2 separate regions of the Homo sapiens genome follow, and region 2 is linked to region 1. A link is an interaction called in ENCODE POLR2A ChIA-PET data of the cell type or tissue named here. Cell type or tissue: Caco-2. All regions are shown on one strand.

Evidence for each region. ChIA-PET counts read pairs that join two places held together with the same protein. Peaks named below come from ENCODE experiments on the same cell type or tissue, not always from the same donor. Only the 100,000 strongest peaks of a DNase experiment are listed, where the experiment ranks them.
Region 2: POLR2A ChIA-PET joins it to region 1 with 5 read pairs; 2 of 35 experiments call an interaction of 5 or more read pairs at or near these places.

The regions. Positions count from the first base shown.
Region 1 is chr14:93,086,527-93,091,526 of GRCh38, forward strand. The region is part of intron 2 of ITPK1 (inositol-tetrakisphosphate 1-kinase); the gene reads right to left. Among named protein-coding and RNA genes, the nearest start is that of ITPK1-AS1, 22 kb to the left of the region's middle. RefSeq lists an enhancer at 1,236-1,857. In Caco-2, no CTCF peak of the experiment used is centred here; no DNase peak of the experiment used is centred here.
Region 2 is chr14:93,147,786-93,152,785 of GRCh38, forward strand. No RefSeq gene overlaps it. Among named protein-coding and RNA genes, the nearest start is that of ITPK1, 34 kb to the left of the region's middle. In Caco-2, no CTCF peak of the experiment used is centred here; DNase peaks (open chromatin) are centred at 3,056, 3,146 and 3,956; H3K4me3 peaks cover 290 bases.

The DNA.
Region 1 (5,000 bases):
CCAGAGGGGGACCCCAGACCGCAAACCCTGCCCCGAGATGCTAGCTGCCACAGGGCAGACCAGTGGGCTACATGCCATGCCCTCTGGCGGGTGTGCCACAGGCCCTTAAATAGCACAAACACCTGGGGGACAGCAGGAGGCACAGGGAAGTTTCAGTAGAGCTGCTGTGTGAGCCAGGCCCTGGAGGGGAGGGAGAGGGAGGCTGCCAGGGCACGCTAGAGAAGGCCTGCTAAGCACCAGGAGAAGCAAAGGCAAAGACCAGGTCATGGGCACTGGGGTTTCCTGGGGCCCCCCAGCCACAGGCATGAGTCAGCCCTGACCCCATCTCAGAAAACTTAAACCACAAGGCACCTTACTGGAGTATCTCCCTGGCCCCTCAGATATTTTCGGGATGGCAGGTCAAAGGAAAGTCCCAAGGTGTCGGGTCACATGGGCTCTGGCCTTGACCTTGACCCTGACCCAGTCCCTCCCTTCTCAGTCACAGATTCACCCACAAGCCCTAAGAAGAGCAGGGTAGGAGAAAACTGTATTCACTTCCCATTGCTGCTGTAACAAATCACAACAGTAGTGGCTAAAAACAACACAAATGTATTATTCTCTTAGGGTTCTGAGGTCAGAGGCAGGCTTCCTTTTGGAGGCTCCAGGGAGAAATCGATTCCTCCGCTTTCTCTAGTTCTAAAGGCTGTCCACATTCCTTGGCTTGTGGCCACAACACCCCAACCTCTGCTTCCACTGTCACATCTCCTCTGGCCCTCCTGCCTCCTTGTAATTACACCAGGCCCACCCAGGTAATGCAGGAACATTTTCTATTTCAAGATGCCTCACTCCTTCACATCTGTAAGCCAAGAGCAGTGGCACATGCCTATAATCCCAGCTACTTGGGAGGCTAAGGCGAGAGGATCACTTGAGGCCGTGAGTTTGATGCTGCAGTGCGTTATGATCAGACCTGTGAATAGCCACTGCACTCCAGCCTGGGTGACACAGTGAGACCCCCATCTCTGAAAAATAAAAATTTAAAAATCCCATCTGTAGTCATGTCATACCCTTTTACCATGTAAGGCAGCACACTCACAGGCTCTGAGGATTAGAACCTGCTGTCTTTGGTGGGGAGTGGCAGGGGCCTTACTTTGCCCACCACAACCCCAAGGCTCCCACAGCTCTGCCATCCCAGGATTCTCAGACATCGCCTGGAAGCATTCATGTGTCAGGCAGGAATGAATGAGGACCTGTCAGGAGTTTGTAGGGGCCTTCAACAGTCAATGAGGAGTTGATGGGGAGGAGCACAGCACAGCTTTGCACGGTACCCGCAGATTCCCAAGGGGCACTGGGTACAGCCCAGCATGGCCGCAGGGGTCCCTGATGGGAATGGCGGGAAAGAAGCCCAGGGAAGGGATGTGGGGGAACTGGGTGCTGGAGACCAAAGGCTCCAGGCCTGGAAGCCTTGGCTGCAAACCGGGGAGCTGGGTGATAATTACTGACACTTGGGCTCATCCTGAGGTCCATCAGAGGTGCCCAGGCACCTGACCCTAAAACAGGCAGCGCTTCATCGGCTACCCGAGAGACTCTCCAGTTTCAGAGAGGATTCCAGGGGCCTGAGCACGACCCAAATAAATGAGAGGCTAACACCAGTAATCCCCGAGCTCTCTCGTTCCCCACCCAGGCCTGCTCTCCCTGTCCCAGGCAGAAACAGGGACAGACGAGGCAGTGGCGGGGCAGGATTTGTGAGTGCCAGGCACTTCGTCCCCCTCACACTGGATCTCAGCAACCACTGGGTGGGTACAATGGTTGCATCTTTTCTTTTTTGGTTTTGTTTTGTTTTTTTTTTTTTTTTGAGACAGGGTCTCCCTCTGTCACCCAGGCTAGAGTGCAGTGACACGATTTCGGCTCATTGCAGCCTTGACCTCCTGGGTTCAAGCAATTCTCCCGCGTTCAAGCAGGAGCTACTTGGCCACCCAAGTAGCTGGGACTACAGTCGTGCGCCACCATACTCTGTTAATTTTTGTGTTTTTAGGAGAGACGGGGTTTTGCCATGGTGACCAGGCTGGTCTCGAACTCCCAACATCAAGTGATCTGCCTGCCTTGGCCCCCCAAAGTGCTAGGATTACAGGCATGAGCCTCTGCACCAGGCCTCTTTTTTTATTTTTTGTAGAGACAGGGTCTCACTATGTTGCCCAGTAGGTTGCTGGTCTCAAACTCCCAGGCTCAAGCAATCCTCCCGCCTTGGCCTCCCAGAGTGCTGGGATTACAGATGTGAGCCACCGCGCCTGGCCTGTCACCTCTTTTCAAGTGGGGAAATTCAGAGCAGTTCAGTATCCTGACCAAAGACTCACAGCAGGTAAGAAGCAGAACCACAATCTAAACCCATCCAAATACCAGTAATTCCCAGGCTCCCTTACTCCCCACCCAGGCCCGCTCTCCCCAAATCTGTCAGGAAACCCTCCTCATCCCACAGCACTGTGTGACTTCCTGGGGAGAAAGGGGACCTGTGTGATGGTGGGGGGCCCACCGGGTCTGTTGGGGATGAGGCTCTGGGATTTCTGGAACAGGGTTGTTCTGGACAGAGCTGCCTCTCCACCCAACCACCTGCTGCCCTAATCCTCCCTCAGAACCTTGACCCCAGGAGGCCAAAAGGATGGATGCCATTGCCCCAGGGGCCCCAAGACCTGAGGAGCAGCCCCTGAGCAGGCCTGCAGTGAAGGGCCCGGAAGGCACTTCCTAAGGTCCAGCCTCTGGCATGTCAGGATGCTGTGGGGTAGACACGCCCTGGGTCAATCCAGCCCAGAAGCCGGGGGAGCCAGCACCCTGTTCCTCCCCTCTCCACACGGTTGACAGTCCTGTCCAATATCAAACCTTCCAGGCAGAAGGAACCCTTCCTATGAAGTAGATTTCAGCTCAACCATAGGAAGAGGTTGCTGGCTTCCATAGGAAGGCAGTCAAGAGGTGATGAGCACCCCGTGACAAGAAGGATTCAAGCAGATGCCAGATGCCCACAGGCAGGGAAGAGAGGCCAATCTGTGGGGAAGGCAGTAGGGCTAATGTTTTAGGAGCCCTACCCCACCTCTAAAGGGTTCCACCAATGAGACAGAAATCAGCTGGGTCACAGGACTGCAGCTCATGAGAATGGTATGTCAGCTGGGTCTCTGGAGGAGGTGAGAATGAGCCTGGGGCCTCAGAGGACCCCAGTGCCAAGAGTCAGTCTCAGAGCCAGCTCTCGGCAGGCGGGCACAGCCCCCATCTTCTTCCTGCCGGCCTCCAGGCCTGTCAGGCTCTGCAGCTGGGAGCCATGGCTACAGTCCCCAAACAGCTGGAATAATCCCTCAGAGCCCCATGCAGGGGGTCACAGCTGCCACCAAGCCAAAGCCAAGAGCCAGGACCCTGGGCATTAGAGAGAAATGTCAAAAGAAGGATGCAGAATTCCAGAAGAGCGGAAGAACTGAGGCCAGCACAGGCAGGGCTTCCCACTCCCTGAGACACACAGCTCTGCGGTGCAGGCCACCAGGCGGTCTCCCTGCTGTCCCTGCACACACACTCTGCACCTTCTGCATCTGAAACATGGCTCATCACCCCCCAGCCCCTGCCCAGACTCACCCCCTGGGCTTCCCTCACCCCCACCACTTGGGCCTCTGCAGCAGGTGCACACCTCCTCACCCAGCAAGTCTCGCCCCATCTGTTCCTAGCACACCGGGCTTCCTGCCGTGCCCCACAGGTCGGTTCTTTCACACTTCTGACCACCTGCCCATGCTGTCCGCCCCTGGAACGCCCCCATCCCTGCCTACCATGCACAACACGGAAGCCTCTTCCTCGCACCATCCTCTCAGAGGGCGGTCCAAGAGGAAGGACACAGAGGAACCCAGGGTGTTGGAAAGGGTGGTCAGATCGAGACCTGAAGGGCCAGCACATGGTATATTCTCCTGACCTGAATGCCTCCCGTGTGAAGGACAATCCACAGAGTCCACTTCGTGCCAACCCTAAATGTCCAGCCCGTATCCCTGACTGGTGTGCTAGCCACCATCCTGGAGAAACCCTACTTGTCAGGATCAGAGCTCAAGATAGAGAGGAATGAGCCCCATTTGCAGGGGGTGGGCAACGGGGGCTTTTCTTTTCTTTTTTTGGCCAGCGTTTTCTGGAACTAAATTCCTCCTGATGAGGAATAAAACTCCAGGGACAGGAGGAATGTCTGGGGACCTGAGGGATAAGACTATTCCTGTGCCAGTTTGGTTACCTGGGCCAAGAAATGTATTTTTTTTTTCTTTTTGCTTAAACTCATCTGAATTGGATTTTCTGCCACTTGCATTCACAAGAGCCCTGGCTGCTTCAATGTCCAAATCGAAACGCTACACTCCATCATTTCCATCACCAACCTGCGCCTCCAGTCTTGAAAACGGACTCATCCTGTAGCCAAGCCAGAGGCCCCCATCATCCTCCCCTGCTCTTCCTCCTCATCCCTTCCTCCGCAATCACCATGGAAAGGTTTCCCTGGGGCTTGCAGGCAGCCAAGGGCCAGTGGTCCCTCTCCCAGGGAGATGGCTCACCGTGTGCTGGAAGGAAAGGCAGGAAGAGGAAGGCAGATGGCCTCTCAGCTGAAGAGGGAAAAAGAGAATCCCCAATAACACTAGCTGGCTGATTGCATATAATTATGAAGAGAAAAAGTTCTTTAAAATTAGCTTCCCAAATACAGATATAATTTCAAGTGTCCCTTGTGGTGTGATTACAGCGTCAGCCCAACAAATGTTTTCCCGTCAGTACAGAATACTCAGGCCCCTGCAGGCAAAAAATAATGAAGCCAACAACGGCGCCAGGGCCAGACAGCTCCCACAGAAGCACTTCCAGCTGCCCAGGAAAGCACCAGGCCAGGAAGCCCAGCCCAGAACCAGTCTTGCTCCCCTCCACAGCTGGCCTCGGGCTCTTCCCAAGAAGGCACCAGGCACATCATTCTTCATTCTCTCTTTTTAATCTTCAGGGCCTTTGATATTCAGACTCAAATGCCAAGAGCAACCAGC
Region 2 (5,000 bases), 61 kb after region 1:
AAAAGAAGCCAGACCAAAGCTTGGCCTCTTTTAGTCCCAACTTCAAACTCCCTAAGAAGGAGCCCATTGGTGCCTCCTGGTAAGTGTCCAACCAGCTGTGACTAGAGGGCTGGATGTTATTCCAATTTGGCGACCAAGACCTTGGGTTCTATAACCATAGGGTGTGGGGGCGGGGAAGTGGGAAGTAGTAATCAGAGAAAAAAGAAGCGAGATCTGAGTAACCAACTCATTAGGGATCTGGCCTGCAGAAAATGGGGGAAATTAATAATATAATATTTCACAGTATCTACTCTAGTCTTTTGAACTATCCATCCAGGTAGTCACTAATTCATTCATTTATATTCATTCAAGAATGCATTCAGCCTTAATTTGACATTTTTTTAAAACTTTTTTTTTTGAGACAGGGTCTCACTTTGTCACTCAGGCTGGAGTGCAGTGGCATGAGCATAGCTCAGAGCAGCCTCAATCTCAACCTCCTGGGCTCAAGCGATCCTCCTGCCTCAGCCTCCTGTGTAGCTGGGACCACAGACACACGCTACTATGCTCCGCTAATTTTTTAATCTTTTGTGGAGATAAGGTCTCACTTTGTTGCCCAGGCTGGTCTCAAACTCCTCAACTCAAGCGATCCTCCCACCTCGGCCTCCCAAAGTGCTGGGATTATAGGTGTGAGCCACTGCACCCAGCCTATTTTGACATTTATTAAATATATATTCTATATTAGAAATTTTGGCCCAGGCGTGGTGGCTTACGCCTGTAATTCCAGCACTTTGGAAGACCGAGGCGGGCGGATCACCTGAGGTCAGGAGTTCGAGACCAGACTGACCAACATGGAGAAATCCTGTCTCTACTAAAAATAAAAAATTAGCCGGGCGTGATGGCACATGCCTGTAATCCCAGCTACTCGGGTGACTGAGGCAGGAGAATCGCTTGAACCTGGGAGGAGGAGGTTGCGGTGAGCCGAGATCACGCCATTGCACTCCAGCCAGAGTGAGACTCTGTCTTAAAAAAAAAAAAAAGAAAAAGAAAGAAATTCTAGGGGCTAAAAACGAAAGGAAAGATGAACAAGATTTAGTCGCTGCCCTCAAAGAGTTTGCAATCTGGAAATAAGGCAAAGCATCAATAATACAACATGGAAAAAGTTTTGCAGGAAGTAGGTAGATAGGGCTGATCCCCAGAGGACTCAACGGGGAGCTGTGGAAGGCAGCCTCCAAGATGGCCCCAGGGATCCTTATCTTCTGTGTTGGTCCTTTCTCCCATACCACACCCTGTTTGCAATTCCTGGGCCTCATCTGCTCCCTATTCCTGGTACCACTGCTCCTGACGCTTGAAAAATGCATACCTGGAGATCAAGGTCGGTGTCCACCCCCCACAGCGATTGGGTCCAAGGAGAACACATGTCCCTCTATGGACCAATCAGAGTCTGCGAGGCAGAGCCCAGGACTTAGGCTGAAACTATGGGAAAGGAACATCATTTGCACTTAGGAAAAAGCCGGAGCTGCTGGTGGCAAACTGCTTCCGTGGAGGGAGAGGCTGCCTAATGTGGAGGAAAGCAAAGCCCAGAGGTGGGCAGAGGGGCCTCCTCACGCATCGCTTCAGCACTGTGCTTCGTACACGGAAGTTTCTACTTAACGCCAGCCAGAGTTGGTAACTTGGCTTGGGTTCCCAGAAACCTTGAGGTAAAGGCCTGTTTGATCCTACTCTATAAGTGAGGGCCATCGCAGAGAGCACCGAGGAGAGACCATGGGAGAGAGGAGAGAAGGAACCATAGTGGCTATGAGGCTCCTCCTCTTGAAAGTCCATTGAGGATGAAAAGGGCCAGAATGTATCCACTTTCCCCATCTCCCATCAGTCAAAGGTTTGCTTCATGGCGCATTAACTCCCCGCCACCCTCACCCCGGCAGGTTGCCGGCTAATTCCTTTGCAGGGACTGCTGGCAGCCCTGGAACTGACAGGCAGGAATTAAACAAGTAACTGCAAGGTGGTGAGGGTTTTGAAGAAATAGCACAGGGTGGCCAGAAGCACTGGCTCATGCCTGTAATCCCAGCACTTTGGGAGGCCAAGGGTGGCAGATCATTTAAGGTCAGAAGTTCGAGACCTGCCCTGGCCAACAAGGTAAAACCCTGTCTCTACTAAAAATACAAAAATTAACCGGGCATGGTGGTGCGCCAACAAGGTGAAACCCCATCTCTACTAAAAAATATAAAAACTTAGCCGGGCGTGGTGGTGCATGCCTGTAGTTCCAGCTACTTGGGAGGCTGAGGCAGGAGAATCGCTTGAACCCGGGAGACGGAGGTTGCAGTGAGCTGAGATGGTGCCACTGCACTCCAGCAAGGCAGATCACAGTAAGCCAAAGTGAGACTGAAAAAAAGAAAAGAAAGAAAGAAGGAGGGAAGGAAGGAGAGAGAGAGAGAAAGAAAGAAAAAGAGAGAAAGAAAGCGAGTACAGGGTATTCTGGGCACAGGTCAGGAAAGGCCTTCTAAAGAGGTGGCAAGTCCAGATGCTAACCCAAAGGAAGAGTAGACATCAGCCAGGCCAAGGGGTGCAGACAGGGAAGAGCCATCGGGAAGTGAAAACCACACATGGGAACCCTTGAGGCCAGAAAGAGCACGTGTGTTTGCGGAACTAAAAGAAGGCGGGCATTGCAGCAGCATTCAGAGCAAGGCAGATCACAGTGAGCATTTATAGAGCACCAAGTATATACACACGGACGTAGCCACTTATTGTTTGAGCTGCCCTGCCCCTTCTCCCTTTTTTTCTGGGAACTGTGCCTTCTTCCTTCCTGCCCGGGCACATGGTTACCATAGGAACAGCCCTCTGGCCGTTGAATGGACTAGAGGTGAACACCTCACTGAGGCGGAACAATCAGAGCCTAGGCCTGAGGAGACTGGGGAGGTCGGGGCCCAGACGGTGATTGAGGCTGTCAATGCAGGGCTGGGCAAGTTGCACGTTAACTCAGGATATGTTGGCAGCCAGGTTTTCAGTGGACCAGGAAGCAATGAAAGACACTTCTGCAGAGGTGTTAATGAGGCAGGCAGGGAGATGAGGAAATGTGAGAGAGCCTGGTACCCAGTCATCCTAGACGTGGCTGCATCCCTGCCCTGGAGCTGCTTGAAACAAAGCTCGCTTGTTGCTTAAACTGCATCCAGTGGGTTTCTGTCAGTTTCCTAACAAAACAAGTCCTAACTCATACCTTACCAAGTGCTAGGGCTTTATAGATGCATAAATACGGCAGGGTCTCTGCCCTGAAGAAGGTTATAAACCAATGGGAAGACAGACATGTACACTAAACATTAACTACAGGGTGATAAGTGCTATAATAAAAGTTTGTCCAAAGTAGGGAGGTTGTGCAGAGATAAGATAACAAATGTAAAAGGATTTCGAAAAGAAAAATGTGTTATGTAAGTCCCCTAGAATTATGCTTATGCAATTCAATTGATTTCTACTTTCAATTTAATCGAGAACACAGCTACTTCACTTTCAGAATTACGCTGTTTTATAAGGTAGTGCTGGCCTGTAATCTGGCAATGGGTAAATTATCCAGGGTCTCATGCTTTTATTTCGTCATTTGTGTTTGGCGAGTGGATAGATAAATAACCTTGCAGTTTCCCAGAGAATCAGGAAACATTTGACAGTTTGCCCTTGCAGCCTGTGTTGCAATTTTCGTTTTTGTTTTTGTTTTTCCCTGAAACAGAGTCTCACGCTGTCGCCCAGGCTGGGGTGCAGTGGCACAATCTTGGCTCACTACAACCTCCGCCTCCTGGGTTCAAGCGATTCTCATGTCTCAGCCTCCCAAATAGCTGGGATTACAAGCATGCACCATCATGCCTGGCTAATTTTTGTATTTTTAGTAGAGATGGGGTTTTGCCATGTTGGCCAGGCTGGTCTCGAACTCCTGTCCTCAAGTGATCTGCCTGCCTCAGCCTTTCGAAGTGGTGGGATTACAGGCGTGAGCCACCGCGCCTGGCCCCTGTGTTGCAATTTCCTGCCCTGCCTGCATCAACCTCTCCTTGACTCCATGAAATGAAACGTCTGCTGACGCACTAAAATAAAATCTTGCAAGTGAATCACTGATTGAGTTTGCTGATTGACATACATACCATTGCCATGTTAACCACATGATGGTAACATTATGTCTGGAGAGAAGGTGTGACCGTTTCCACCTATACAATCTTCAAAATCATCCCATTCAAGGGTGCTTCCTAATGTTCGAATAATTTATGAAAGAATAATGATATCTTATTGAGAAATACCTTCCCTGTACCCTCATCACAGGGAGACACCTGTTTATTCCTGTTGGGTTTTTTTTTTCTTTTTTTTTTTTTTAGATTTAGAGAGGGTCTTGTTCTGTTACACAGGCTGGAGTGTAGTGGTATAATCACAGCTCACTGCAACCTCAACCTCCTGGACCCAAGTGATCCTCCCATCTCAGCCTCCCAAGTAGCTGGGACTACAGGCAGGCACCACCACTTCCAGCTCCTTTTTTCTTGTAGAGATGGGGTCTCGCTATGTTGCCCAGACTGGTCTCCAACTCCTGGCTTGGAGTGATCCTCCCACCCCAGCCTCCCAAAGTGCTGTAATTACAGGCATGAGCCACGGTGCTTGACCCTCCTGCCAAGTTTTTGATGGTGGAAATGACAACACAGGGTGTGCTTTGGTGTCAAGATGACCTAGGTTCAAATCCCAGTTGTACTGATGGCCAGCTGTGTGGTCTTGGGCAACTTAACCTACCAGAGCTTCAGTCTCCTCATCTGTTGAAGAAAAAAAAAAAAACACTTGACAAAGGATGAGTGGTAGGTGGAGAAGATGATGGAATCAGGTAGCGCTCCAAGGGTTAGATGGGAGAAGGTGAGGCTGGGCGTGGTGGCTCATGCCTGCAATCCCAGCACTTTGGGAGGCCGAGGCGGGCGGATCACCTGAGGTCAGGAGTTCGAGACCAGCCTGGCCAACATGGCGAAACCCCACCTCTACTAAAAATACAAAACTTAGGGGGTCATGGTGGC